2 separate regions of the Mus musculus genome follow, and region 1 is linked to region 2. The links are chromatin loops, found by intact Hi-C in ENCODE. Cell type or tissue: left cerebral cortex. All regions are shown on one strand. Each heading gives the region's core, and the rest is flanking DNA. Links, peaks and the distances in the headings are about the cores only.

Evidence for each region. Peaks named below come from ENCODE experiments on the same cell type or tissue, not always from the same donor. Only the 100,000 strongest peaks of a DNase experiment are listed, where the experiment ranks them.
Region 1: it touches region 2 in a loop (4-fold over the local background); 13 of 42 quality-filtered maps call a loop at or near these places.

Annotation. Positions count from the first base shown.
Region 1 is chr2:157,089,413-157,101,690 of GRCm38, forward strand. It overlaps Tldc2 (TBC/LysM associated domain containing 2), which reads left to right. Exons shown (of 6, transcript NM_001177439.2): 4 at 2,219-2,314; 5 at 5,884-5,957; 6 at 6,934-7,536. The coding sequence ends at 7,069. Samhd1 (SAM domain and HD domain, 1) reads right to left here. Exons shown (of 16, transcript NM_018851.4): 16 at 8,122-10,091. The coding sequence ends at 9,987. Among named protein-coding and RNA genes, the nearest start is that of Tldc2, 8.5 kb to the left of the region's middle. In left cerebral cortex, for the core only: a CTCF peak has its summit at 5,814 (motif pointing left); DNase peaks (open chromatin) are centred at 2,801 and 5,806.
Region 2 is chr2:156,898,424-156,910,701 of GRCm38, forward strand. No RefSeq gene overlaps it. Among named protein-coding and RNA genes, the nearest start is that of Sla2, 17 kb to the left of the region's middle. In left cerebral cortex, for the core only: CTCF peaks have their summits at 5,167, 6,731 (motif pointing right) and 10,028; DNase peaks (open chromatin) are centred at 5,130, 6,742, 7,725, 8,611 and 2 more places; H3K27ac peaks cover 609 bases.

The DNA of each region.
Region 1 (12,278 bases), core at 1,422-9,421, 190 kb after region 2:
CCATTTGCTCACTTGCATGTCTGAAGTCACTCCTGTGTGCCAGGTTAAGACATGGAGCAGAGCAGGATCAAGCCAGAAATGGTCCAGCACTCTTAGGGTTAACAGTCTAACTTCGTGTCTGTGTGTGTGCGCGTGTGCGTGTGCGTGTGCGTGTGTGTGTGTGTGCCGGGGGCGGGGGGGGGCATTGAGCAATTAACCACCAACACCATGCATTGCACACACTCTTATATTTGCAAGCACAAGACCATGGATGGGTTGTTTTGATTTATTTTGAGGCAGGGTCTCATTCGTTAAGACACAAGCTGGCTCAGAACCCTAAATGTAGCCTATGCTGATCTTGAACTGCAAATCCTCCTGCCTGCCCCAGTCTCTCCAGTGGCTCTTACAGGAGGGTTTCAGATGGGAGATCTATATCTCAATGATGGATGCATATTTTGAAAATATCCTAAGCTGGTGGTGGTGGGGGAAATGAATTGTAGGAAATCAGAGAGAGCAAAGGCCTAAATGCCACAGAAGAACTTCAACGGCCGTGCCTGAAATCTATGTGGTCACTCAAACAATAGAATTTCTGGCGGATTCTCCATGCAGAAGGTGGGTGGGATTGCAAGCTGGTTTTAAATGTTCCTGTACAGAAGAAACAACAGAGTTGGAAGAGATCTCATGGGGCTCCAAATAGACAGGAGAGTCTGTCTGGAGAGGCTTCTTGCTTGAGAGCCCCTTCTGTGGCAGAGACTCCGTGCTATGAGAAGTTTCTCCTGGCAGTAAGCCTAAATCCTGCACCCCAGGACCCCCCATGCAGCTCTGTGATTATCCACACCCCAACGCCAATAGCCATCCCACAGAAGGAAGATGGCTCTATCAGTCACACAACTAGCAGGCAGGGGAGAAGCAAGGAGCAGAGCCACAGCTCCAACGTGACAGGATGTGAGGCACATTCTTGAGATAATCAGGGGCAATTGAATACACAGTGATACAAATCGATAATACCAGAGTTGTCGTTAGTTCTCTTGGCGTGATGCTAGCTAGCACTGGGCTTATATAAGAGTAAGGAGGTGGTGGATTAGGAGTGAAGGGTCATAGTATCATAGGCAAGTGGGCCTGAGAAATATAAAGAGAGAAAGCCAGTATGGGAAGTAGAGCAAACTTCCCGTGAGGTCCAAGGTGGAAGGAATTTGTACTTGTTTTGACCTTTAAATACTGCTACTGCTACTGCTACTGCTACTGCTACTGCTACTACCAATAATAGTAATTTTTGGCAGTTCAAAAGGGCCCTGCATGTGCTAGGAAAGCACTCTACCAACTGAGCTCTATCCCCAGCCCTGGGCTTTTCTGTACATTTGAAGTTGGTGGAGAAAGGTGAGAGGGAGCAGCGTATGTGTGGGCTGTCAGTGTGCAGAACAGCCTGTGCTCTGGCATTGAACAGGTACCAGAAGGAAGCATCCACAAAACCACGTATATCACCTTGGGGAGGGAGGGGGAGGGTTGATGATTTTTTTTTCCTGTAATTTCTAGCTCTTCTAGAAGCATTCCTTGTATGAAATAAGTACATCTGGAGCCAAGGCAATAGTTCAGTCAGTAAAGTGTTTGCCATGCAAGCATCAGGACCTGAGTTCAATTCCCAGCAGTCATGAAAAAAGCCAGGCGTGGCAGTGCATGTCTGTAACCCACAGGAGGCAGGCACCCTGGCCAAGTCCCATTGGTCATCTCCATTGTTAGTGAGTGCCTGTCTCAAAACAGCCTCTATTGCTGGCGGAAAGCAATTGAAGGAGATACTCCATATTGGCCTCTGACTTCCATATGCATGAGAACACACGTGTGTGTGTGCGTGTGCGTGTATGTGTGTGTACCTGTGTACACACATGAACACATTCATACAATACACACAGACACACAAAATACATTTAAGAAAAGGTAGGCCGGACATGTTACATGCCTGTAAAGGCTCTCGTGGAAGTAAGATCTGGGTTAGCCTGGGATACACAGCAGGACCCTGAAGAGACACAGACACTTAGACAGATAGAACAGAGGGTGGCAGGTGGGGTGGGGGAGTCATGGCAACTCAGGGAAGGCAGAAATGTACAACAGAGGGTGGCCCTATCTCCATCTCTGTGCCCAACTCCCCAGGAGTCCTGCAGGCTGAGCATGTACTTCGAAGTCTGGTGAAGGAGGTGGCTGGTGGACTCCGAGCTCCTTTCTTGCCATTTTCTCTGTTTTCCAGATGTTTGGCGCCTTCTCCTCCTCAGCTATCCGACTCAGCAAAGGCTTCTACGGTACTGGAGAGACATTCCTCTTCTCCTTCTCCCCACAGCTAAAGGTGAGGCTCAACCTTCTGTCATGGAGGAAGGCTATGACAGGTCACAGCTATGGGGAGTCCCCATGCTGAGCTGCCTCTTGTCCACTTCTCCACAGGGCAGTGGTAGGCATGGGAGAGCCCTCAGCTCACCATCAAGATCTCCAGAAACCATGAACTTATTAAGGGAGGAAGGCAGGTTACTCTGTATAGGACGGAAAGGGCAAGATGGGATCAAGTGTGGTAGACCTGAGGTGTGGGAGGGGAGGATGCTTACAATGGCATCTTGTAAAGTATGCACATGAAGGCTGGAGGAAGAGAAGGAGCTGCACAGTCCCTGCATGTGAGAAGGGGAGCCCAGAGAGCCCTTGGAGCCAGAAGAGGCTCTCTCTGATCTTTCTGATTCTTTCAGTGGGGTGCAGCTCTTCCTTGGCCAGGCTAGTACCAGAGCAGCCAGTGTTCTCAGACCAGCTCTTGGCAGGCCACAGTCACAGCGAATAATGGATGGGAAAGGGGTAGGCGGGAGTGGAAACACGGAGCGGGCTGCAGAGCTGTAGAGCTTAGGCCGGGCAGAGGGCCAGCAAAGCCAGAGGGATGGAGGGTGAACAAAGGTGGGGTTGGAGAGGAGCGGTCTCCCTGGGGTCAAATTCTTGGAGCAGTGGAAGCAGCTGAGCAATGCGTAGGACAACTGTAGGACAACGGGGAAGGAGCCAGGATGATGGAGGGCCATTCGAAATGAACTGGAGGGGCTCCCTTGCTCTCCTCGATAAGGACAAATGCTGGATGTGACCATGAAGACAGTGGCTGGAAACTGCAAGCGAGGAGGAAAGGCGAGGAGGTGGGTGGATAGAGCCTCAGAGTTCACTAGGGGGCTGGAAAGGAAGGGGTCCCCTTCAGGATAAGCAAAAGAGCTCAGTGGCAGGCACCAGTGACTCCTCAGAGGGCACAAGGGGCTGAAGAGCTGGAACTTATGAAGAAGGGAGACAGGGGGTCCCAGACATCTTCTAGCTATAGATTTTTCCACTGTTGGGTTGTTGGCTGACTGCAGCTGCTGGGTGCTGCCCGATCGACAGAGCGCACACAGCTTTTATGACAGTCACAGCAGCAACTCACAGGAACTTACCACCTCACAGACCAGCTCATTCAGCCGTTGCAAAAATCCCACAGGTGCACGCTGCTATCCTTGCCTCGTCTTACAGATGAGGGAACCGAGGCGCAAAGTGGTTGGGGATACGCCCAACTCAGTCAGTGGTGAAGGGAGAAGTGCAAACCAACCCCGGAGGCTCCACTCAGGCAGGGCGCTCCGGAGGCAGAGGACATGGGGGAGAAGGGTGCACACTTGGGAACCACAAATGTGGATGAATCAGCGTGTGAGGTAGAACGTGTAATTAATTGCTTAGTGTGCCCTTGACAACGAGTTGTTCACAGTCTGTGAAATGGATGGAGAGCTAGTTGTGGGTGCTTTTGTTTGTTATTAGATGTCTCCCCACCAGCACACAGACAGCAGTAAATACATCTGCCACACAGTCATCAAGTCTCCCACCAAGATGGTCAAAGGGGTGTGGACGGCCTTGCTAACAACAGAACATACCTGTTCTCTGCCTCTGTCAGCGGCAAGGAACTTTCCCTTCTTGGGTGAAAGGCAAAGGTGTCCCCAAGGCTGTAGGCTGGTCACCCTTCCTGCAGCTCATACTAAAAGCCCAAAGCTCTAGCATTTTCCTCTTGAACCAACATCGTCTTGTTGGAGCCTCCGGCTGCTTGCTATCATCAGAGCCGGGGATTTGGTTCTCTGATGACTGCCCTTGCTTCCCCTGTGGCTCTTCTCGTGATGTGCATATACCATGACTCTTCTCCAACCTCTTTCTAATATTGGTTATTTGTTTTTCCCTCACTTTGCCCCAGCAATGCCGGCCTAAACTGGAAGGCAAAAACCCAAGCCCACCCTGACCCAGGGCCTCCGCACGTTTTGTTCTGCTCAGCAGCCCTTCCACTGGATCCGTACACACCAGCCTCAGGACTATCCTGCTGTCCCCATCACAGTGACTGCCCTGGCTACCTTGTTTTAAGTGACCATTCCCTCTAAATCCTTATTGCCTCCAAGTGTCACTTCTCTTTCTAGCGTATGTAACATACCATTTCTTAGCCCTTTATCTGCCTTCCCTCTACATGTCTCCGAGGCAGTTGTTTTGTTCATTGTGTTTTACTGTTCTACCCAATGCCTAACTGGGCCTGGTGCATAAGTGCTAAAAAAAAATATTATTACATGAAATCCATTACTTCCAGGGGGTCACGGTCATCCCATACTTTGAAAAACTTGATTCTTGCCTGTGTCTTGGCCCGAGCTCTTTATGAGTTCCCAGTAATTGCACAAGTAACTGCTACTCCAAGTAACACGTGGAACTTTGTCTTAGTTTCTTCCGTAGCAATGTTTATCTTGCTCTTTCCAATCAGAAGGACACGTCCTTGAAGACAGCAGAGGAAGTGCAGAATTGATACAGAAGTCCCGTCTTCTTGTGCTGACTCCTTAGCTTTATCGCACCCCTTCGCACCCCTTCACAGTCTGGCCTTTACCTTTCTATTCTTCCGGGGTTGGGGAAGAGGAGTTGTTCCTTGTGATTGGGACATCGAATTACAGGAAGCAACATACTGGACTTTGGGGCCCTTTAAAAGCAACTTTATTGCCTATTTTGGTTCTTTAGTCTTCGTCCTTTTAATTCATGAGTGTGGCAAGGCACCCAGGGCGTTCTAGAACTACATTGTAGCGGGGCAGACAAGGCGAGCGAGCACTGCTCAAATGGAGCTGTCTCAGAGCTAGTAGATGCCTAGGGAAATCAATCAGGGGCTCTCTGCAATGGCACTCAGGCTGTAGGGTAAGAAATGACCCTTGGGGAGAAAAGCCTGGGTTGGGGAGGTCTGTGGACAGACGGGTCTGAACGTAGGGAGGCCCTAAGGCATGAGCACCTTCAGGTGTTGGTGAAAAGGAAGGCCAGTGTGGCTCAGGTGCAGTACCTAAGGGGAGGAGAGGGCACGGAGGAAAGCAAGGATGGGGGCAGGTGCACGCTGGCTGGAGGACTGAATTCTGTCTCCTTCACAGTGGAGGGGTGCCAGAAGGCTTTAGGTAGAAGACATATAGTGTGATTTAAAGTTGGTGGGCCACGCAGGTCACTATGGAGAGGGTTGTGGGAAGTATATGGCATGAGATCAGGAGGAGGCTGTGACCTAGATAGTGGGACGGAAATTCACAGGGGTTCACGGGGAGTCTTAGGTCAGATAGGGTGGTCTAAAGGCAGTTCCATTCCAGCTCTAGGCCTAGCTGCCTCCCTCTTTCTAGCTTTGAAAGCAGGAAGCTTTGGAGGTTTGATTGTTAGCATTTATTTGGCACTGCCAGGATGCAGGGGATCTGTGGCAGAGGGCATAAGGGGTGAAGACCAAGGAAATGGAAATATTAAGGCCTGGCAGCCCAGTCTTTCCTGGAACTCATTGGGTCCAGAAGCCTCCAGTCCCTACACAACACTGCCACCATGTGGCTTGGAGTCAGCCTGCAACGACAGCACTCAGAGGTGACCCCGCTTTTCCTTTTCCTCTTCACTCAGGTCTTTAAGTGGACAGGGCACAACTCTTTTTTTGTGAAAGGAGACCTGGACTCACTGATGATGGGCAGTGGAAGGTGCGTGTCTCTGTCCCCCACATCCTGGGGTGGCCCATGGCCCTTTCCCAAGGGTAGAATGGGCAAGGTGTGTTCCTCTCAGGCAGACTGCAATGCCCTTTGGCATCAGCACCACGTCTCATGCCTGGATGGCCACACTCAACCAGCCCATCCCCATCACACGCTTAGTGACATCTTAGTGTGACGTGACTGGGAACGAGGAGTCACAAGATGGGGAAGTCCCAGAGTTCCGAGTCCCATGGGACAAGGCTTGATAGAAGATGTGCATCTGGCTAAGAACACAGTCTGTGAGTTTGGGGGCAGGCGTGGGAGTTAGGAAAAAACAAAGGTTGTTCTCACCCTGGGGTGAGCCCTATGTGGAAGCACATTAAGTTATACCCTGAAGGTAAAAATAAAAGCATTCCTCTATCAGCTCAGCTCCACTGAGGGGCAGCAGGACACAGGGCACATCGGCCATCGCTGATTACCCATCCACTTCCTGCTTCCAGCCCAGGTTCTCTTTCAAATGTGATGAGAATGTTCTAAAACAGGGTTGAGGTGATAGCTGGACCACTGTGTAAGTTATTAAAACCAATGGCTTGTTTAAAAAAATGCCCTGTACGCTAGAGAGCACATGAGGAGGCCCCAAATCCTGATGAGCTGGAAGGGATGAGAACAGCCATGATGGAGGGACAGTGGTCGTGTGGTGATGGCAGCCAGTCACAGAGGCCTAGCACATGGCACAACCGTGCCGAGATTCCCCGTGTGTGCGTGCATGCACACGCATATGGAGAACTGAGGCTGACACTAGATGTCCTCCACAGTCCATCTCCACCATATCATTGAAGCGGCCTAGGCCCCGTGTGCTGCCCTCCCTGTGCTAGGGTTTTTATGTTATCTGGCTTTTTATGTTGGTGCTGGGGGCAGGTCCTCGTGCCCGAGTAACAGACATTGTACCTACAGAGCTGTCTCCAGAGCTCGTTCCCTCTCTCTTCAGTGGCCAGTTTGGGCTGTGGCTGGACGGAGACCTGTACCATGGCGGAAGCTACCCCTGTGCGACCTTCAACAATGAAGTGCTGGCCCGCAGGGAGCAGTTCTGCATCAAGGAGCTGGAGGCCTGGGTTCTGAGCTGACGCCTCCCGGGCCTCCTCACACAGGGCAGCCATTCTGCCCAACTCAGGATGGGGAAGAACCCTCATGTGGACTGTGGCTCTCAGCCAGCCTCCTTATGGCTTGAAAACCCAAGAACAGGGGCAGCCACTGCTCTTCAGCAGAGCTGATTATAAGGTGTGAAAGACATTGACTGAAGAAGCATACAATTTGTCTTTATGGGATTTGACAATCCCTAGAAGATCAAAAAACAAAACAAACAAAGCAAAAATCCTACCCCTCCCCCATAACATATTCATATTAAGTCAAGTCGGGTGTATGCACGGTGTGCACACACATGCACAGGCACGCACGCGCACACACACACACACACACACACACACACACACACACACTCGCACTCGCACTTCTCTTTTGTGTTTGAGAGATTACTTTTACTTTAAGAGCCTGGGTTCCACTTCTAAAACTAATAAAGAGAAGCATCATTCACTCTCTGTTGTCTCTTCTGGAGCCCAAATGGCACCGCTGAAGGCCAGCCACGGGTCAGGCGCTCACACATCTGTCACTTGATCTCACAGGACAGACATAGAGCTACGCTTGGACATTATGTAGATCTGGACGGAGGCTGAACCTCTGTAGACAGAACCCAGGGGGCTTGAGAGGAAAGAGCTTGTTTTCAGGCACGAGAGTCTTTGAGCTTACGCCCCCATACCCTTCCCGTGCATGGTCTGCCTTCTGCTGGAAAGGAGCCGGCTATAGCCTGCTTTTATTTTGGTGAGGAAAACCAAGTACCTGGGACCTTGTCCGTACTACTGTCCTGCAGACCCCACACAATGCTGTGACACCAAGAAGCATCTATGTGGGCCCTACAGAATATATTCCTTCGTACAGGAATCCAAACCGGGCATGCAGGGTATGAGAGTCTGCGATTAAGGAGCTTGCCTCTAGTTTCAGGATAGAAACGCTCATGAAAGCTTTATGGCAGCTGTCCCCTACCCAACTGATGTCACCGTCACTAAACCTGTGGTTCTATTTACAGCAAGCTGACAGTATTCAGTAACTCGAGAGACTAAGCTGTTAAAATCTCCATTTTTAATGCAGTCTCGTAAACGACACAGGTACTCACAAGGAAAACAGCATCAAAGGCAGAAAATGGGTCAGATTTGTTTCCCACATACCATGGTACAAAATTAGGACTACAAAACTCCACAATAAACCATAATGATTTAAAAAATATAGACTGGCAAAAATACAAAAATATTCGCAGAAAACTTTCCACTTCTTAACCTTGAGTCTGGGCACACAAAGGGGAGGGGGACCCCTAGCTGTCTCGTGGATCTACAGAGGCACCGTGGCTAGTGGGGGAGCTAGCACCTCCCGTGTGCATTTATGACCCCATAGTGGCAGACACACCAAATACTCTTCACCCATGAGTGGACAAGACAGAACGTGGCTACCCGGAGGAGAGAGGCAGCACAAGGCTGCTCGCCCGGGAGAGCATCATCACTAAGATGTCGCCTCCAGCTCCTGCCTCTGTCCCCACTGCCTGCATCTCTAGCATTTCTGTTGACCACTGTTGGCTCCAATTGGACTCAATTCCTGGTAAAGCTGTGCAAAGTGGGGGTGAGGGGGGCAGCAGGGAGAACCACAGCGGCTCGGCACTGGTAGGAACAGCAAGCTACAAAGAGAACCTGAGACTCACTGCGCAGTCTGCTAAGCTCACAAAGGCAGTCCAGAATGTTCTAAAACCCGTAAACACACTGCAGCAACAGTGGTGCCGGAGAGAGCAGCCAGAGGGTGGGGTCGGTGGTCAGCTGACCAGTTCAGCTCAGAAGAGATGGGCGAAGACCTGTCCCCAGGCTGGCAGCAGTGAGTCCCCTGGGGCTGGAGGGGTTGCAGGTGCTTTAAAACTCTGATTTTGTCTGGAGTCACGACAGACTCAGGAGTAGCCTGGTATGAGGTGTCCTCTGAACCTAGCCTCTCCTAAAGCAGGGGACAGGGGGAGTTGTACCAGGAAGACAGAGATGGAGCTGAGGTCATCGGTAGAGTACCCGCCTGACACACCTCAGCTCCTCTGAGGAAAGAACTGCTCCCGATGCCCCCCATGCCTGGCACTTAACAGGGATGGAAGTGGTGGGGTGTTGTGGGGGGAGCAGGGTGCCGGGCACCTCTTCAGTGGGCTGGGATTTTGGTTTTTTTTTTAACTACACGGCGCATCACAATTTCCATTCTAGTTTGTACCCTTGTCTCAATTCCTGATTTAAAAACAAAAGGCAATCCTTTGTCCCAAGAGTTCAGGATAGATGGGAGAGTTATCCTGGGAAATAGGTTGCTAAAGGAGAAAGGTTTCAGTCAGTGCTAAAAATACACCAGATAATGCTTCTTACAGCATCTGTCTCAGTCAAGAGACACCACGGCCAAGGCAACTCTTATAAAGGAAAGCGGTTAACTGGGGGTGTGCTTACAGCTTCAGAGGGTTAATCCACCATCATGGCGAGGAACAGGCGCTGTGTGGTAGCTGATGGACAGGAGGGAGGGAGGGAGGGAGGGAGGGAGGGAGGGAGGGAGAGAGAGAGAGAGAGAGAGAGAGAGAGAGAGAGAGTACAAGAGCATGCACATCTTCTGTGACACACTTCCTATAGCAAGGCCACACTGTCTCGATCCTTGTAATCCTTTCAAACAGTTCCACTCCCTGGTGACCAGGCATTGAATTATATGACCTTATGGGACCATTCTTAGTCAAACCACCACAGGCTAGATAGGAAAAATTTGTTAATGTTACCATTTTTCATTTTGAATGAAAACGAGACCCCCCCACCCCAGCACGAGAATACATTCCAGATACTAAATAAAGGTCATTGGTGGGCCCGGATTATATTTCCTAACTTAATTGTGAAGAGGGAAAGAGGTTTTTGAAAAGAACTAACCGCAGATATTCACTTAAAATTTTAGACATGTTTTTACTTTGGATACTTCTTGGAGGCAAGATGAAGTCTTATTATTCCATTTCAGAGGTGTTATGAGTGGAGCTATAATGTCACCATCCTATTAGAGAGAGAGAGAGAGAAAAGAGAGTCAGGACACAAAGAAAAGCCAGTTTCCATCATTGTATCTGGGCTGTGTCTCAGACACACACACCTCTGTCCTGAACATAGATTGCTTCTACATACACTTCCTCTTGAGAAATTCAAAGCTGTACATGTCCTGTGACTATAAACTAGAAAACACCATAGTCCTAAGCAGACAGAGGTCTCATGGGAAACTGGCTGAGTCACAGGACACAGCTGCCCAGAGCTGCCTGAGTTCACACCCTGCATGGGGCTCACGGGGAGACAGAAGCTATACTGCAGGCTTGCTTCTCTTTTCTCTAGTCTCCTCGAAAACAAATGAGCCAGGTCTGCAAATGGGGGAGGACACAGAGGAGGACAGGGACAAATGACACCCAGAACCCTGGGACCTTTTTCTTTAAATAAACCTCTTAACTTTGGCCCCATTAACACAGCTCCAGCCACATGCACCCTTCCACCCAAGGGTCACACAATGACCCGAGAGGAGGAAGCATGAGCACCAAGGCCCCTGGCCGTGCACGCCTCCTGGAACAAGGCCGGGCTGCCTCTGACCATTCGTCTCAGGTACTCAGCACCTCTTAACCCGCCACTCAAACCCGCCACTCTCGTCTCCTTTCTAGCCCTTGGGTGGAGTCATAGTCTGGAGATGAAGAGGGCAGTGCAGCCTGAGTAGTTTCCCTCCCATCTCCTCTGGCATGGGCTTCAGGGCGTCACCACTCTATGGTTCCAGCTGCTGGAAGGGGCCTCAGCTCCTGGACGCCCACCTGCTCCCTCAGCCTGTCCTAAACTACAGTAAGATCACCCGGGCACTGAGTCACTGTTCCATTTGTTCCTTCGGTTACTTTGGTAACGTCCGGATGTTAAATGTCTTCTGCTGAGCACACCGGATCTGACTGGACAGAGCTCCTGGGAGCTGCTGCTCCTCTCAAAGGCAGCCGCGTTGTAAAGCGCTTACATCACACCTTCGGACTTCAGCTCCAGCAGGTGTTAAGAATGCGAACTGAAAGATTTCACTTGCTCCAGTTCAATGGCTTCAGGCTGCCCCTGGCACACGGATGGCAGGGGGCATCCACCACTCGATGCTGCTCCTGAAAGGGCTCATGGTCTCTGTTAGCTTTTCAGCTTTCCCCGTGCTGTTTCCGTCTCAATGCCCGCCTAATGGCCCTGCTGCTGGCCCTGGAAACAGCCGCTGATCTCTCTCCTCCTTTAGGAGCTGGCCTGTAAGCTTCTCCTGATGCAGGCTTTTCTCATCTAGCCAAGTCTGGCAAGATCTCCTTTGCACCCCAAAGCACGTAACACTACACAATTGCTTTTCACTTGTATGTCTGTGGTACACACTTAGAATGAGACACAGGCACTAAGGAACTATGACCCTCTTAGGTACTGGCTTCATCGTGGTTCCTAACACAGGGCCTGACAAGAAATAGACCATGGTCTAAGGCACTTACCACACACACATTCTATTTCTGTTTTCCTTTAAAAAATAAAAGTGTGTGTATGTTGTGTGTGTCTAAGGTATGTATGTGTGTGTGTGTGTGGTATGTGTGTTGTGTATGATATATGTGTATTCTGTCTATGTATGTGGTATATATGTGGTATGTGTGTGATGTATATGTGTAGTGTGTGTGTGCTGAGTGTGATATATGTGTATTGTGTCTATCTATATGTGTATGTGCAGGGGGTGTATATGTGTCTTGTGTGTGTGCGGGCAATCTTGACTGTGCAGGCACAAACTCCTCAACCTCTTTTAGAATTTTCCCTCGGCATTTCTTATTTTATGAGTATGGTACCCACGGAGGCCAGAAGAGGGCATCAGATCCTCTGGAACTGGAGTTACAGCTGGTTGTGAGCCGCATGTGGCTGCTGGGTGCTGGGAATTGAATCAGGGTCCTCAGCCATCTCTCCAGCCCCACATTGCTACAATTTAAATGAGAACTTCTCAGTGGATAAGAAGGATCACTTTCGGGCTTTCCTTAAAGATTGAAAAGTACACCAGGCACCTCTGTGGCTGCATCCCTACACTCGCATCTTGGGAAGCGAGGCAGGGGACCTGAAACTCAAGGCCAACCTCGGCTACACAGCAAAGTTGAGACCAATCTGAGCTACATAGGACCCTGTCTCACCCCAACTCCAGGTTTCTTTTTTTTTTTTCTTTTTCTTTTTT
Region 2 (12,278 bases), core at 2,136-10,135:
GGAGGCTCTAGCCTCAACCTGAAGACATTACAATGAGAAAACTGAATCGTGGAGTTGGGAGCTCAGTCAGTGAGGACCTGCTGTGAAAACATGAGGACCTGTGACGGAGCACCCCTGAAAACTCAGACCTGAGAGGCAGAGATAGGGAGATCTCTGGGGCTCCCTGGCCAGTTAGTCTTGCCTAAGCAGCCAGGAACAGGTCCCAGGGAGACTCTGACTCAACAACAGGACATCTCCCAAGGACAAACTGTCACTAAAGAAAAACACCATGCATACCCCCTACACACACACTCACATACACACACACTCACACACACACACACATGCACACACACACACTCACATACACACACACATGCATGCACACACACACATGCACACACACACACTCACATACACACACATGCATGCACACACACACACCCATGCACACACACACACCCATGCACACACACACACACCCATGCACACACACACACACACACCCATGCACACACACGCATGCACACACACACGCACACACATGAATAAACAAGAAATGGATAACATGATAGAGAGCAGTACATAAGATGGCTATCAGGCTGAAATGACTAGCCGTGGAGAGAAACTTGAGCAGCAGAATTTGAGGCAAAAGGGGAAGAAATGATACTTTGAGACAGGTAGAGATTGCCGTAAGGGGCAGAAGACAAATATCTCTAAATTCTTCACCTACAACCCATTAAAGCTTCCAACAGCTTTGTCACTGAGCACCAGATTCTGACCCAGGCCAGGGCATTTGCAGCCCTGGAAGCCCTGTGCTGGACCAAGCTACAAAATCGCTGGGGGTCTGAGAAGCCACACAAACATCAAAGACCAGGGAGAAGTGCCACAAAAGGACAACCAAAGCAACTGCTCCCCAGCTCACTGGCCCTTAGTCGGCTCAGGCTTAGACAGCACTGATTTTGGAAGTGGCACAGCTAGGCAGTGCATCCTTGCTCCCACTAACTCTGCTGTAGGAGACGCCTCTGATATGTGGGTTATGATAACAGTTGCCTAGGCAACAGCAGAAGTTTGAAGGCTGCTTTTGTGGGAAACACTGACCCTTCATCTGAGCCTCTAACTATCTGATGGGCTTGGAATTGGGTCCGTCTTCTTTGCTCTTCTAATATTTGGACTGGATCCCCCTCAGCTCTGCATGTCAACATGTTGGTCATCGGGGAAATGCTTTGCAGAAATGTTACTCTGAAGACTATTTGCTTCTTCTGCTCTGGACATGATCTCCTTCAGCATCTATCACAGCTCAAGCCCTTTAACCCTACACAAGGCCCAAGCTAACTAGAAGGCCTGGATGCTTGTGTGAGACAACCATATCAACAACAGCAGTTCCTGAGGGAAGACATTGGCTGAAAACATTAAGAATAGGAGGTTTGCCGGGCGTGGTGGCACACGCCTTTAATCCCAGCACTTGGGAGGCAGAGGCAGGCGGATTTCTGAGTTTGAGGCCAGCCTGGTCTACAAAGTGAGTTCCAGGACAGGAAAACCTGTCTCGAAAAACCAGGAAAAAAAAATAGGAGGTTCTCAGAATGGCTAAGATCAAAAACTCAGGTGACAGCAGATGCTGGCAAGCAGATGCTGGTAGGATTGCAAGCTGGTACAACCACTCTGGAAATCAGTTTGGCAGTTCCTCAGAAAATTGGACATAGAACTACCGGAGAACCCAACTATACCACTCCTGGGCATATACCCAGAAGATGCTCCAACATGTAATAAGGACACATGTTCCACTATGTTCATATCAGCCTTATTTATAATAACCAGGAGCTGGAAAGAACCCAGATGTCCTTCAACAGAGGAATGGATACAGAAAATGTGATACATTTACACAATGGAGTACTACTCAGCTATTAAAAATGATGAATTCATCAAATTCTTAGGCAAATGGATGGGACTAGAAAATATCATCCTGAATGAAGTAACTCAATCACAAAAGAACACACATAGTATGCACTCACTGATAAGAAGCTCGGAATAGCCGGGCAGTGGTGGCACACTCCTTTAATCCTAGCACTTGGGAGGCAGAGGCAGGCGGATTTCTGAGTTCAAGGCCAGCCTGGTCTACAGAGTGAGTTCCAGGATAGCCAGGGCTATACAGAGAAAACCTGCCTCGAAAAAACCAAAACCAAACCAAACCAAAACAGAAACAATAAAGAAAGAAAGAAAGAAAGAAAGAAAGAAAGAAAGAAAGGAAGGAAGGAAGGAAGGAAGGAAGAAAGAAAGAAAGAAAGAAAGAAAGAAAGAAAGAAAGAAAGAAAGAAAGAAAGAAAGAAAGAAGAAGCTCAGAATACCCAAGGTACAATTCACAGACCAAATGAAGCTCAAGAAGAAGGAAGACCAAAGTATGGATACTTCAGTCCTTCTTAAAAGGGGGAACAAAATACCCTTGAGAGGAGATACAGAGACAAAGTGTGGAGCAGAGACAGAAGGAAAGGCCATCCAGAGACTGCCTCATCTGGGGATCCATCCCATATACAGTTACCAAACCCAGACACTATTGTGGATGCCAACAAGAGCTTGCTGATAGGAGCCTGATATAGCTGTCTCCTGAGAGGCTCTGCCAGAGCCTGACAAATACAGAGGTGGATGCTCCCAGCCAACCATTGGACTGAGCACAAGGTCCCCAATGGAGGAGCTAGAGAAAGGACTGAAGGAGCTGAAGGAGTTTGCCACCCCTTAGGAGGAACATCAATATGAACCAACCAGAACCCCCAGAACTCCCTGGGATTAAACCACCAACCAAAGAGCTCGCACAAAGGGACCCATGGCTCCAGCTGCATATGTAGCAAAGGATGGCCTTGTTGGACATCAATGGGAAGAGAGGCCCTTGGTTCTGTGAAGGGGGATAGGAGGTTTTCGGAGGGGAAACCATAAAAGGGGATAACATTTGAAATGTAAATAAAGAAAATATCTAAAAAAAAAAAAAAAGACCCAAAGACTAGGAGGTTCATAATTAAGAAAGACATCTTTAGAAATGGTGCCTATCACAAGCAGAAAACCCCCACAATTAGCTTACCCCAGAAGCCCAAGACTTGCTGCTGCCTTTGTTCAGTGAGTAGCAGCCTGACCCCCACTGAGGCCCCCACTGTCTCCTGTATGCTCAAGCCAGGGTCAGCCATCTGCAGCGGAGGCTAGTAAAGCCTTGTCTGTCATGGTCCTAATATATGGTTTTGGTCCCCTTTCTCCTGCTCCATGCTACCAGAGCCTACGGTGTGGCATTTATGGTATATGAAGGGCAAACAAGAACCTAGTCACTAATGCAAATCTTTAAGGTAAAAGTGAATTATATAGTATTTACCCTTCCTCTGCCAATACACATGGATTAAAAAAAAATAAACCTTACTCTTATATATATATCCTGTTAACATATATGTTTCCACTTTCACTTAGGCCTGGGAGACAGTGTAAGGACATGGACAGCAATCTCATTTATATATGTGTGTGTGTGTGTGTGTGTGTGTGTGTGTGTGTAATTTCCTACACCCCTGCTCATATGATCACTTTTTGTTATCTGAGGCAGGGTCTCATATAGCCAAGGTTGACTTTCAACTCAATAGGTAACCAAGAATGACCTTGAACTCCTTCATCCTTCTGCCTCCGCCTTGGGAGAGCTCCAACTACAGACGAGCATTGCCAGACTCGGCTAATGTAGTGCTGAGGTCGAGCCCATGGCTTCATGCAAGCTAGATAAAGATTCTCCCTTCTGAGCTGTAGCCCCAGCCCACGGTTAGGTTACTGTTTGTATCTTAAGTTTTTTTTAGTGTATGTGTAGGGACATGTGCCACCACATTCGTGTGGAAGTCAAAGGACAATGTTGTGGAGTAAGCTTTTTCCTTCTGTTTTTACAAAGGTCCCAGATTTGAACTCTGCTCATCAGGCTTCAGTGGCAAGCACCTTTAACTGCTGAGCCATCCGGCTTGTTCATCAACCTTTGTTTGGTTTTGCTGATGCGGTAGATAATCATGTGGGAGGGTGCCATTGATTCTAGTATGTGTGCATGTATGTCGTGTGTGTGTGTGTGTGTGTGTGTGTGTGTGTGCGTGTGTGTGTGTGTGTGTCTGTGTGTGTGTGTGTGTGTGTGTGTGTGTGTGTGTGTGCATTCATGTGTACGCTTCCCATGGTGCTTGTCAGAGGAAAGCTTTTTGGAGTCTCCTCTTTCTTTCACCATGTTGATCCCTGGGACCAAACCCAAGTCCCCAGGTTTGGCAGCAATCACTTTTATCCACTGAACCGTTATGACTGCCCAGCTGTGTTTTTCTTATTAGTGAGAATGAGTATCATTTATGCTTTTTTTTAAAGGTTTATTTATTATTTGTAAGTACACTATAGCTGTCTTCAGACACTTTTTCTTCTGGCTCAGGCCCTGCTTGCTCACTGTAGCTGTCTTCAGACACCCCAGAAGAGGGCATCAGATCTCATTACAGATGGCTGTGAGCCACCATGTGGTTGCTGGGATTTGAACTCAGGACCTCTGGAAGAGCAGTCGGTGCTCTTAACCACTGAGCCATCTCTCCAGCCCCATTTATGCTTTTTATATATAAGATCAGGTGGGTCTAGGCTGACATGGAACCTACTATGTAGCTGAGGCTGCTCTCAAACTCCTGATACTCCTGCCTCCTCCTCCCAAGATTATAGGCCTGCAGGAACAGCCTGGCTATAATTCATGTTTAAAACCAATTATCTAAGTCTAGGTAAACTTAACCAAGGACATACTTGTTTGCCAAATCTTGTTGGCCACTTAAATTGGCCAAAAAGTGCTTTAAAAATATTGGTTTAATTAATTTATTATGTGACGGGGGTTTGCATGTGTGTTAGTGGCCCATACACCTGAGGTGCACAAGGAAGCTGGAAAGGTGCATTAGAGCCCCTGGAACTGGGGGCATAGCTGTGAGCTGCCACGTGGGTGCTGGGAGCTGAGCCTGGGCAGCAAGTTATGTTGTCTTCCCTACTTAAGTGGGATGTGACTGACTCTGGGCGTCCTCCTGGCTCTGAGAAGAGGAAGCACAGGAGCTTCACTGATGACTTCAAAGAAGATCTTCATTCAGGAGGGGAAACTGTAATCTAAATGCCCCCCGCTGAGCAGTGAAGAGAGGGATCCAGCACTCTTAGGCACACTCCCTATCTGTCCACTAGGTGAGGCAGTCTCTCCTAGCTTGATTTCTACCCCAGTTCTGCCAGCTTTTCAGTCTAAGGTATCTGCAGCTCTCTCTCTCTCTCTCTCTCTCTCTCTCTCTCTCTCTCTCTCTCTCTCTCTCTCTCTCCTTTATTATTATTTTTAAGCTTATCTGCTTCAGATCTATGTACTAATCTAGTGATTGATGACCACTCCAATGGTAGTGTCCCAGATCCATCCAGAATGGAGCATGAATAAGAAAAAGTCTGGATGGGACCCTAGGACTCACTCATTCCTGGAGGAAATGCCACGCTGGGAATGAAACCTGCTAGGCACCAGGAGAAGGCTACCCCCAGTCCCAGTGACAGGCACATGGGTGAGTCCACATTTGCACACATGATGGGTTCTCTTGCTTCTCTCCAGGTCCTGATGCCTCTGTGGCACCATGGACACGGTCTGAGGATTTCTCTTTCCCCTGTTTTGATCAAAACTAAAAGACAAACTAATTTCTCCATATGAGGACCCATATGCCACACACACACAAAGTTGTTTTTTTTGGATGTGGGCAAATGTTCAGGTCCAGAGCCAAACATTTTGGCCAGGAGCCCCGGTGACAAGTAGGTGATGGAGCCCCGGTGACAAGTAGGTGACGTCTTCAGCTGGAAACCAACCTGTGGGAAGGAGGCTTAGTTAGAAAGACAGAAGGAAGACCCTAATGTTGACCTCTAGCCTTCACACATATGTGCACACATGTACATAGGTACCACATGCATGCAAACACATACATTCATAACACACACACATGCATACATGAACAGAGAGAGAGAGAGAGGGAGGATATGGTCTAGGGTTTGGAGTTTGGAGTTGAGCTGGGCTTCAAATGTCAACTCCAGGGAGAAAGAGGGGTAGAAATTATATGAATACATGTGTGCTCATGTATGAAAGTCTCAAAGAACTAAAGCTAAAATGAAAAAAAAAACAATTTTCAACTCAATTTACAATATGGATAACATTAAATTTGGTCCTCGGTTTCCCTACTGTATTGGGCTATCAAACCTGGGAAAAATAACTAAGTTTGGATATCTGAAGCAATAGTTTTTGTTTGTTTTGTTCTTTTGAGACAAAAGGTCTCAAAGACAGGGTCTCTATGTAGCCCTGGCTATCCTGGAACTCAATTTGTAGGCCAGGCTCTGCATCCTGGAACTCACAGATATCCACCTGCCTCTGCTTTCCAAGTGCTAGGATTAAAGTTGTATGCCACCACACCCAGTAATTCTTTTAATTTTATTGAAAGTTCTTATTTGGGGGGCTGGAGAGATGGCTCAGCAGTTAAGACCACTGGCTGCTTTTCCACAGGACCCTGGTTTGATTCCTAGCATCCACATGGCAGCTTACAACTGTCTGTAACTCCAGATGCAGGTGGTCTGGCATGCTTACACAGACACACATGCGGGCAAACTGTCAATGCACGTAAAAGTAAATACATCTTTAAAGACATAAGAAAATTCTTCTTTCCTATGTGAATGTTTCTGCCCACATGTCTGTCTATGCACCAGATGCCTGCAGTGCAAGCAGAAGCCAGAAGGGGGTGAAAATCCTCTAGGAATGGAGATTACAAACAGGATATGGGACTAGGCATTGAACTGGGACCTCGGGAAGGAACAGTCAGTGCTCTTAACTGTTAAACCATCACTCCAGCAGCGGAAAGCAGCTTTCAAACTACTTAGCACGCACATCATCAGTAGGTGGTGACAGCCTGCTCCATCCGACCTTCCATTCTCCTTTAGGCATATTTAGAATTAAGGATGCAGACTGTGGAGAGCTTTTGGTACCACTTATAGAAATTTGGCAAGTACTTGTCACTGGGCTCAAGGAAGTAGGCTCAGACAAGCATATTCACATTTGGGCTACTGCAAGGCTCAAGGGGAACACAGCCAAGGAAGGTGTGACTTCCCTTTTGTCTTGGTAATCCTGATAAGCCCCCAGACCCAGAGACTTGGGGACTTTGTTTATTGCTTTGTTTGATTGCTACCAGGTGTGATCTCTTTGTTCCTTGCCTTGTTTAATCACATTGTCTGGGATCTAAGAACTGACCCTGTTCTTTGCTAGAACCTGGAGTGGTATAAATGCTGGCTGGGAAAAATGGAAGGAGCTTCAGCCTCAGAACTGGCTGGAGTTGGGTTGTAATGTTTGACTAATGTCTTTTTCTTTTCAATCCTCACTCCTGCCCTTGAGACCCTGTGGACTGACTGAGCTGGCTTGGCCAGCAGACTAACTGAGCAGCCTCCGCGCCTCCCTGTAACTGCCCCTCACAGCTCAGTGTCTACATCACTCACTTTCCCTTAGAAATCAGGACTGGAGGCAAATCCCCCACCAACAGCTGTCCATCCCAGGACAGCAGCCGTCCTGCTGGACACCAGTGTCCCTCAGCCCCTGGCTGGATGAGGTCATCTCTAAGCTCCTTTCCCAATAGCAGCACCTCACTGCTCTTGGCTTGTCTCCTCTGAAATGTTGATTCCTGTGAAGCCCTTCCTGAACCTCCTGGTGGCTCTAAAGCTGTCTGCTGAGGCACTGGTGTTGTCAAACATACCCAGATGGCATTCTGCTCACGGGGGACAGGTGGGGAGTGGCTGTTTTCTGTCTCTCTCTGAGTGCCAAGATCAGTGAGGCTGAGAGAAGCCCCTCCCAGAGGACTGGCCTTTGCAGGCCCACGTGCCCTTCTGACTGCAAGGACCATGTTCTTTCTCTGCAGGATCCGTGCATTGCAATGAGCCTCTTTCTTTCCTGAAGCACAGGAAGGCTTTTTGTACAAGAACAGGAGCTTACCTGGCCAAAGTGATGAGCCAGAATTATGTCCACAATGTTGGTGGTAAAACCTGAGAGCTGCCGGGCATGGTGGTGCATGCCTTTAATCCCAGCACTTGGGAGGCAGAGGCAGGCAGATTTCTGAGTTTGAGGCCAGCCTGGTCTACAAAGTGAGTTCCAGGACAGCCAGGGCTATACAGAGAAACCCTGTCTCAAAAAACCAAAACAAACAAACAAACAAACAAAAAACAAAAAACAAACAAACAAACAAAAAAACCCCGAGAGCTAAAAGAAAAAACGGTGTAAATAGAGTTAACATGTGAGAGCATTTCACAGGCTGTCCACTAAAGGAAGGTGTACTATACACATAGTATCTTTGAAAAACATAAAAACACAAATCAGTATCATTTCAAAGAAATGTTTATACACACACACACACACACACACACACACATAAATGGAAATACTGAGTATTCCTTCCATGGTATGAGCTGATTTTGTTTTGAAACAGGGCTGGAAGGAATAGTGGCCACACTCCTTTGAAATGTGCAGTCTGAGACTGTGGCCTCTGCTGCCTCCTCCCTGTCCCTAGCTCTGCATTTACACTGGGTTGATGGTGGGTAGAGATCAACTTACCACCCTGCCCAAGACATCCAAGACACAAAAAATAAGGTTCCTTCCAGTTTTAGCCATCTTTATTTCAGGGAGTGGGAGGAAAAGCTATATTTACAGAATGTTCTCACATTTTGAACATTTCTCTCCCAATTCTTCCCATTTCAAAACGATGCATCTCATAGTCTAATAAACACGGCAATCTGTGTAAATCTGGAGACAGTCTATTTTCAGAAACAAATTTCAGCTCAACTCATCTTGCCAGTTCCCCGTTAGGCTTCTGCCTGGGTTCTGGATGGAATTCCCTCTGAGGACTTGGATGAGGTGGAGCTGAGGATGCAGAGAAGGAGGTGTGGGAGAGCCTTGGCCATGGGTGACAGGTTAGGGAAGAAAGATGCCTGAGGTCACCCATGGGCTGTCAGGAGCCTCAGGCTGCAGCAAGAGAGGAGCATGAGTAATGACCCAGCTCACTTCACGGGCTGCCCGATCCATAATGCTCAGAGACCCACCGTGCTCTATGAATGTCACCAGGCTGCTCCCTGTCTAAGCGTGGGGGTCAGGACATCCACATACTAGACAGACATTTACATAAGTCAGGCTGGGGGAGGATTCCACAGCCACTGGCAACAGCGTTGTTAGTACTCTCCATCCAAAGCCAGGGGAGGCAATATTCCCCAAAGGGAAACCCATGTGGGGACAGACAGACAGACAGACAGACTGTTCAGAATCTGGTCTGATGGTAGGCAGAAAATATGTGCAAGATTTCATTTGCCTGGAATTGGAAAAGTAGACTAGGCTAGCTGAAAGGAAATAAAACTGTGATTCATGTAATGTATGTCAAATAGCCCAAGGAGTTGTTTGTGAGCTTTGAAACCTGGGGCTGAGAACATAGCAGAACAGACCAGGACATGCCCGGGCAGGCCCATCGCCTCCCTATCTCCCACCCCTCTGACCTAAGTTAAATGTTACAGGCTGCTGATGTTTAAATGGACCAATCATGTGAAACCGCGCCAATTCCTCCCCCAGCCCCACTCCTTTTCTATAAAAACCCCTAGGTTCCAAGCCTCGTGGTCGAATCCACTGTCTCCTGTGTGAGATACGTTTCGACCCGGAGCTCCGCCATTAAAATACCTCGTGTTGTTACATCAAGGTGTTGTGTTCTATTCGTGATTCTTGTGTGCACGCCGAATCGGGAGCTGAGTGGGGGTTTTCCCAATAGGTTCTTTCATAGCCTGTCTCTGCCTCCAGAGCACTGGCATTAAACGCAGATGCCAGCACGCCTAGCTCTGGATAGTTTTTTTTCATTTCTTTTTTTTTTTTTTTTTCCTTGATTTTTCAAGACAAGGTTTCTCTGTGTAGCCTTGGCTGTCCTAGAATTCACTCTGTAGATTAGGCTGGCCTGGAACTCACAGAGATCTGCCAGCCTCTGTCAACTGAGTGCTGAGATTGATGCCACCACCAGGTGGCAAATACATATTTTTTATCATATGTTTTGCCATTGTTTAAAATTTTTGTTACACTATTATTGGTACTTTATATTTTCCCTCCATCCATTAGATTGACAACCAATGCTCTGATGACTATATTGGGTCTTGGACCTTGTAGCTTAGCTTAGGTACATGACAAATCTCCATAGGATTAACACATGCCACTTCTCTGAGCTGTCCTGAGAACAAGAAGTTAAATATATATAAACCGTGTCAGAACAGTGTCTGGTACTCAGTAAACACTATCTTGGTATCAAATTTCCTACTAATAAAATTATTGGTGTCACTTAGGTAAATGCACCTGCTGCCAACATAGTGGGCAGCATAATCAAATCCGGAGGGTAGTTTTCTGATAGCTATAGGCCTGATATGGCATGGGTGCATATACCCACAGCACAATTCATTCATTCATTCATTCGTTCATTCGTTCTCTGTTTACTTCTGGCTATCCTGATTGGTAGCACATATTGCAACAGTTAATTTCCTTTGCCAGCCTGACATCTGTACTAAGGGATGCCTAGGAAGGCCAGCATGGTGGAGATCCCTGTGATCCTACTGCAGGCAGACGTAGGAGGACTGTTGCAATTTCAAGGCCACACTGCTTTGCAGAACAGTTCCAGGCAATGAGACCACGGTTCAAAACAAAATAGTGAGCACAAATACTTAGGGTCAGAGAAACAAGAGATGGCTCAAGCAAGGGCCCTTGCCGCCAAGCCTGAGTCCTGCGTTCAATCCCTGGAACCCATGTGGTGGAAGGAGAAAGGTAAGTTGTGTAAATTGTTTTATGACCTCTACAGGTGCATCATGACACACATGTACTCTCTCTCTCTCTCTCACCCCACAACAATAATAATACATTCATTTGCATAGCATTTGTGTCAGCAGCTGGCTCAGCAGGTCAAAGATTTAGCTGCTTAAGACCGATGACCTGAGTTAATCCCCAGGACCAGGGAACTTCAGTAAAAAGACACACGTCCTGGAGTAAGTAAGCCGCACAGCAGCAGAAACAGAGGTGGAAGGCAAAACTGACTCCCCAAAGTTGTCATCTGACCTACACACACACAGACATAGACACACACAGACAGACAGACACACACAGACACACATAGATACACACAGACACATACACAGACACACACACAGACACAGATAGACACATCACACAAACACACACACACACACACACACACACACACCAGTTTTTTTTGGGGGGGGGGGGTTGTTTGTTTGTTTTTTTGAGACAGGGTTTCTCTGTATAGCCCTGGCTGTCCTGGAACTCACTCTGTAGACCAGGCTGGCCTCGAACTCAGAAATCCACCTGCCTCTGCCTCCTGAGTGCTGGGATTAAAGGCATGCTCCACCACGCCCGGCTCACATACCAGTTTTTTAAGGGTGAGGGCATTGTAGATCTGCAGTGCCAGAATTTGGCAGCTGAATGCAGGAGACTCAGAGGTTGAAGGGCATCCTCTGCTTCAACAGGAAGTGCAGGCCAGCCTGAATGCCTTCTCTTAAAACAAAACAAAGCAACCAGGAACTGGGTATGAAGACTCACAGAACCCAGCACTTGGGAGGCTGAGGCAGGAAGAGTGCCACAAGGTTGATGTTAGTCTAGGCTACAGAGTAGGATCCTGTCTAAAACCACTAAAACCAACTAGCCAACCAAACAAACAAACAACGACCCTTTCGAATAAAAATAAAAATATGACATTATAAACAGGAGAGAGAGGTGCCTAGGTAGTCACTAAGAAACATCTTAGTGGGTCTTAGTGTGTGTCTCTGATGGGCTTTCCCAAACAGGATCTGAAAGGCTCTGATCTGGAGAATGGATTAGCTCCCTAGACTCATAATGCCCTGGAATTATTGGAAGGCAATACAATGTAGAGAGAGAAACTGGGCCGCAGAGTTAGGGAGGGTGTGTGTGGGGTGTACCTAGGGCTGTGTCTTGTCCTTTCTGTACTGCCTTTCCAGTGTGTGCAGATATCAATGGCCTCCCCATCTCTGCTACAACCAACTCAAATGTCTACATTGTGAGTTGATATAATCGTGCCTCCTATTGTTCTCTTGGATAATTTGGTCCCAAGTACACAAATATAAGTAAGTCATGCATCTCACAAAGGACTTTTATGCAGAACATTTTCAAAAAATAAATGCATGGTGATGGGTAAAAGACATTTACCACATGCCTTTTATTTATCCATATACAACATATACATACATGAGAGGCTGGG